Regions from separate parts of the Homo sapiens genome. Here region 2 is linked to region 1. The links are chromatin loops, found by intact Hi-C in ENCODE. Cell type or tissue: PC-9. All regions are shown on one strand. Links, peaks and the distances in the headings refer to the core of each region. The heading gives the core; the rest is flanking DNA. Region 1 overlaps EPC1 (enhancer of polycomb 1). Region 2 overlaps KIF5B (kinesin family member 5B).

Region 1 (2,822 bases), core at 194-2,693:
GGCTCTGTGTATATATACTAATAGTTCTACATATTTTCTAATTGTAGTCATTAAAAAAATTTGCTCTATATGAAAGATTACAGTTGTTGGTTGGTTTATTGCTTTTTTTTAAAGAACTCATCCTTTAAGTTTAACAGGAAGAAAAGAGGCTCTAATGTTAAGGTTAATTAATTTTCCCCACCCAATTAACCCACCTGGAAAAAATCCAGTCAATAAGAACGGAGTTGTTTATGTTGATTTACTGTACAGAATGATGTCTGAGGAAAGACACTGTGTTATGCTACTTATGTTTGTCTATGGAGAGCTCAGTTCTAAAAAAAACAAACAAAAAAATGTTCATTTATTACCCCCCCAAAAAAGTGTGTGCAGTTTTTAAAAAGGAAACCTTTTTCTCTTTTTTGCCAATTAAAAAAAAAAAAAGCACATACAATCACAATACCTCTGATTTTAAAGGCGTCTTTAAGAAGCCTGTGATGTTTGAGTAAGAATTATTTTAAAACAAAAAAAGATTTATCATGCATCCCTGGCTACCAGGGAATCTATAAATCATGCACATTTCCTCAATCTAAAGTTTAATGTTTTCAAAATACTGTCACCTAATTTGTTGTTTAACTTCAGTTTGATAATTTAGTTAGAATATCACTTCAAGTTTTATACTTTTCACTTATATAACTCATGAAGAATCTTTCTTTATCCTCCAGGATATACTTTCTGCCTGGTACAACTAGAAAATTAGGTTAGGTACAAATTCTGCCATGTTTTGAATGGATCAGAAAATTGTGAAATAATATTCAAGAAAACCTAATAAGTTATTAGTATCTACACAGGTTCTTATACTTGAGTTGAACTAAGTTCTTGGGCTATAAGGGCAAAAAATGTTGGAAATTGGTTTTCTTATTTTCTGTGTGTGTTAAAATCTGTTTAGTTGATATCTTCCCTTTGATGAGCTCCTTTTCCTACTATGTTCGTAATTCACAAATCTGCAATCTGTAGAAAAGATTTTTATTGATAATAGAATGCTCCCTAAATATTGACATAAAAATAACTGTCAACATGATCATTTCCATATAAACAGAAATGTGTTATACCAAAACTTGAAGAAAATCTAAAAAAGTCAATGCTGCCCTCAAATAATTTCATAGTTAATATTTCTCATGTTTAAAAAAAATCCACGAAAATTATTTAAATGTAAGAATCCTTGACTCACTAGATACTTTTGCCAATATATTTGTGAGATTTACAGTTTAATTTCCTAAGTTTGAGTGTTTTGCCTAAGCCTTGGCTTTTCTAGTAGGGAATGCTCAGTAAATTTAAAAGCAAACAAACCATTTTTGGAAGGTCAGGTCATCACATATATAGAAAAACAATAATTTAGCATTCACTGAATGTCTATGTATTAAAGTCCATATATATGAAAGAAAGTATTCTTTTGTAGAACTTTGCTGGCGTGTGTGTTTAATTAAACATTTATCAATAGCTAATTAGAAATCAATGTGAATAAAGTCCAAATATTTTTGCCTTATTTAACATCTTAATCCTGAGTCTTTGAAGATCTTGTGAATTTCACTTCTTAACAACTGTTAACTTCTTCCTAATACAGACTTGGAAATAAAAATGCAATCAAGGCCAGGCGCGGTGGCGCACGCCTGTAATCCCAACACTTTGGGAGGCCGAGGTGGGTGGATCACGAGGTCAGGAGTTCGAGACCAGCCTGGGCAAGATGGTGAAACCCCGTCTCTATTAAAAATGCAAAAGTTGGCTGGGCGCGGTGGCTCACGCCTGTAATCCCAGCACTCTGGGAGGCCGAGGTGGGCAGATCATTAGGTCAGGAGATTGAGACCATCCTGGCTAACACAGTGAAACCCCATCTCTACCAAAAAAAAAAAACAAAAAAAAAATTAGCCGGGCGTGGTGGCACGTGCCTGTAGTCCCAGCTAGTTGGGAGGCTGAGGCAGGAGAATGGTGTGAACCCGGGAGGCGAAGCTTGCAGTGAGCCGAGATCGCGTCACTGCACTCCAGCCTGGATGACAGAGCAAGACTCCTTCTAAAAAAAAAAAAAGGAAAAAGCAAAAATTAGCTGGGTGTGGTAGTCCCAGCTACTCAGGGGGCTGAGGCAGGAGAATCGCTTGAACCCGGGAGGTGGAGGTTGCAGTTAGCTGATATCACACCATTGCACTCTAACCTGGGTGACAGAGTGAGACTCCGTCTCATAAAAAAAAAAAAATGCAATCAACATTTTAGATTACTATGTTAGCCTATTTGTTAGATATTGCTGTCTTCTACAGAGTCTAGTTATGAAATTTTTCCTGGACACTTTTGGCAAATAGTCTAGGAGAAATGCACAGAGCAACCCTTAAGCTGTAAGTGGTGGTAATAATAACTATGGTCTAGGGGCCAAAAGACCTTGACATTCTTAGTCCTCAGCTCTATCATAATTAGCTGAGTATTCCTGAGAAAGTAAATCTTTTGGGACTCTGTCTTCATCTAAAATGAGAAAGACAGGCTGGGCGCAGTGGCATACGCCTGTAATCCCAGCACTTTGTGATGCCGAGGCAGGTTGATCACCGGAGGTCAGGAATTTGAGACCACCCTGACCAACATGGTGAAACCCCGTCTCTACCAAAAATACAAAAACTTAGCCAGGCGTGGTGGCACATGCCTGTAATCCCAGCTACTCGGGAGGCTGAGGCACGAGAATCGCTCGAATCCAGGAGGCAGAGGTTGCAGTGAGCCGAGACCGCACCACTGCACTCTGGCCTGGGCCACAGAGCAAGACTTCATCTTAAAAATAAATACATAAATAAATAAAATGAGAATGAGAT
Region 2 (2,822 bases), core at 114-2,613, 240 kb before region 1:
ATTAACAGAAATCAAGGAAGATGCATAAAGATCCTAAGTGCCCACAGCACTGAAATGAGAAAAGTTAGAAAATAAAAACACCCATGTCAATAGTATCCTAATATAAAGCAGACCTAAATCAAGCAATACCTACCTTGTCATCAAGCTGTTTGTATAATTTAGCAATTTCTTCTTCACACTTTCTTCTTTCAGCATCAGTAAAATTTCCTATAACTCCAATTGCGGTTGCTGGTTTATCATTGGTAAGAGTAATATCTTTATCCACTGTGAAAGCTTCCAAGTTGGCTTTCTCTTTGTCAAACTGTTCATCAATAGGCACCGTCTCCCCTAAAATAAGAAAATAAAGTGGTTAATAAAAAAACGACGTCTAAAGCTAATTTCAATTTCATTCCTTTAAAAATTTTTTTTTTTTTTTTTGAGACAGAGTCTCAATCTGTCACCCTGGCTGGAGTGCAGTGGTGCAATCTAGGCTCACTGCAACCTCTGCCTCCAGGGTTCAAGCAATTCTACTGCCTCAAGACTCCTGATTAGCTGGGATTACAGGCGCTCAGCACCATGCCAGGCTAATTTTGGTGTTTTCAGTAGAGATGGGGTTTCAACATGTTGGCCAGGCTGGTCTCTAACTCCTGACCTCAAGTGATCTGCCCACCTTGGCCTCCCAAAGTGCTAGGATTACAGGCATGAGCCAGTGCACCCAGCCTCGTTCTTTCAAACTTTTTCTTCTCTGTGTTATTTTCAAATAATCTGTCTTCAAGTTCAGATTCTTCTGCTTAATTAATTCTACTACTGATGGTCTCTTGCATTTTGCTCATTTTATTTTTCAGCTCCAGGATTTCTATTAATTTTTTTAAAAATTATTTCGATGTCTATTAAATTTCTTGATCTAGTCACTTACTGATTTTGCTGAACTATTTCTACGTTTCTATGCTCTAAATCTGTATTTAACAAACTGAAGATGACAAATTCTTAAGTTATTACCATTACGCCATCTGTTGAGCTCATTTTCAAGCCACTGAATAGTGTTCCGCAGGATCTTATTTTTTTCTTTTTCTTTTTCATACTTCTTTTTCCACTGTTCTGCAGTTAACTCCACATTGACACAAACTGTGTTCTTAATTGTTTTGGCCCTAAGAGATGTAATTGGAGGAAAAAAAGGATGAGACTGAAATTATTTTTAATTTTATCTATATGGAATATATGTATATATGGCTAAGAAACTTATGCTTGTCCAGTAATCTCTTAGACTAAATACTAAAAGCCGCAACATATGACGTTATTTACAACTCAACTAAATTTGAGTCTGCTCCAAAATCTGTGAATAGCTTTAAAAAAAAAAAAATCAACAAACCACTAAAAATAAAAGACAAAGGCCTATATTTTTCCAATTTGTTTGCAAGGCTGAATTAAGAAATTACTGTTGAAAGTCAAAGACGGAATCATCATTACTGATTTTCCTAATCATCTCATACAGATTATATTAACCTGTCATGCATGTCTACAGGCTTAACAGAGGATTATGTTTGCCAGGCTTTGACCTCATTATTTGATTCAAATGCTTATTTTCTTTAATACCAAATTACAGCTTGTCACACAAATTTGACTAAAATTACATCTGACTTTAATGTGTACTAAAACTTAAACCAAGCAGTCTAAAAATCAGACCCACCTTGTATTATCTGTCATCAATTCAAACTGAGTGTGTCTAGCACAAAACAGTATGTACAGGTTGGAATAACAGCTCACATTTTCCTACATTTTATAAACAAAAGGTCTATCTAAATTTAGGTTTTGTACTTTCTTAACAACAAACCTTTGGCCAAATAAGAGTGTAGATTTTGTTTCAGACTCATTGTATGATGATGGAGAGCAGCAAATTACAATAGTGGTTCTACAGTTGCCACCTAATGAATCTTGAAGGATTCTTGTCATTTTACTATCTCGATATGGAACATATGTCTGCATACAAAAACAAAGAAAGAAAACAAGACCAGTATAATAAAATGTTATTATAAAATAAACTCCCAAAAGACAACTAACTTACACATACTGATTCAAACACATTGAATCTCAATCTCTCTTTCTCTCTCTCTCTCTCATACACACCCAGGCACACATATACACCTATATTTAAATAATGCCCCATAAGGTAACAGGGAGATAGAAGACATGTATACTCACACTACCCTCAGCCAAAGCAGAAATAACATTTCCAAGAGCAGAAAGTGACTTGTTGATGTTTTTAGCTTCATCCAGCACAGCACCTTCAGCTCCAGTTTTACTAACCTATACATAAGATTTCAAAAGAATGAAACAAAATTACAAGTTTATAATTTTCTTTACATTTTCTAAAATGTTCATATGTCATCAATAACCAGTAAAAAAGAAAAAAGAACATGAAAAGCTTCATGATCTTATTTGCCAAGCATACCACCATTTCTTGAGTACTACTCTTAAGAGTTTGATTAGAGAGACATCAAATTTTATCTGTAGTTTGTAGGTACTCTTGAAAATAACCAATTTAAATGTAAATTTGTAGTTCATTAATCTGTTAGTCCCCTTTGCTACATTAGAAAACAGGAACCTTCTAAAATTGGCTAATGCATAATGTTGATGTTGTAACTGTTAGAAAACAGAGACTGAGTTTTAAACACATTATATAAGCAAATCTGCTTCTTTTAAAAATATATAAAATATCTAAATATCTATGTTGTGGTGTTTTTTTTTTGGAGACTGAGTCTCACTCTGTCACCCAGGCTGGAGTGCAGTGGCTTGATCCCAGCTCACTGCAACCTCCGCTTCCCGGGTTCAACCAATTCTCCTGC

Evidence for each region. Peaks named below come from ENCODE experiments on the same cell type or tissue, not always from the same donor. Only the 100,000 strongest peaks of a DNase experiment are listed, where the experiment ranks them.
Region 2: it touches region 1 in a loop (4-fold over the local background); 5 of 110 quality-filtered maps call a loop at or near these places.

What each region holds. Positions count from the first base shown.
Region 1 is chr10:32,273,728-32,276,549 of GRCh38, forward strand. The region is part of intron 10 of EPC1 (enhancer of polycomb 1); the gene reads right to left. Among named protein-coding and RNA genes, the nearest start is that of EPC1, 72 kb to the right of the region's middle. In PC-9, for the core only: no CTCF peak of the experiment used is centred there; no DNase peak of the experiment used is centred there; H3K27ac peaks cover 339 bases.
Region 2 is chr10:32,033,712-32,036,533 of GRCh38, forward strand. It overlaps KIF5B (kinesin family member 5B), which reads right to left. Exons shown (of 26, transcript NM_004521.3): 9 at 2,179-2,283; 10 at 1,811-1,956; 11 at 979-1,127; 12 at 134-327. Among named protein-coding and RNA genes, the nearest start is that of KIF5B, 21 kb to the right of the region's middle. In PC-9, for the core only: no CTCF peak of the experiment used is centred there; no DNase peak of the experiment used is centred there.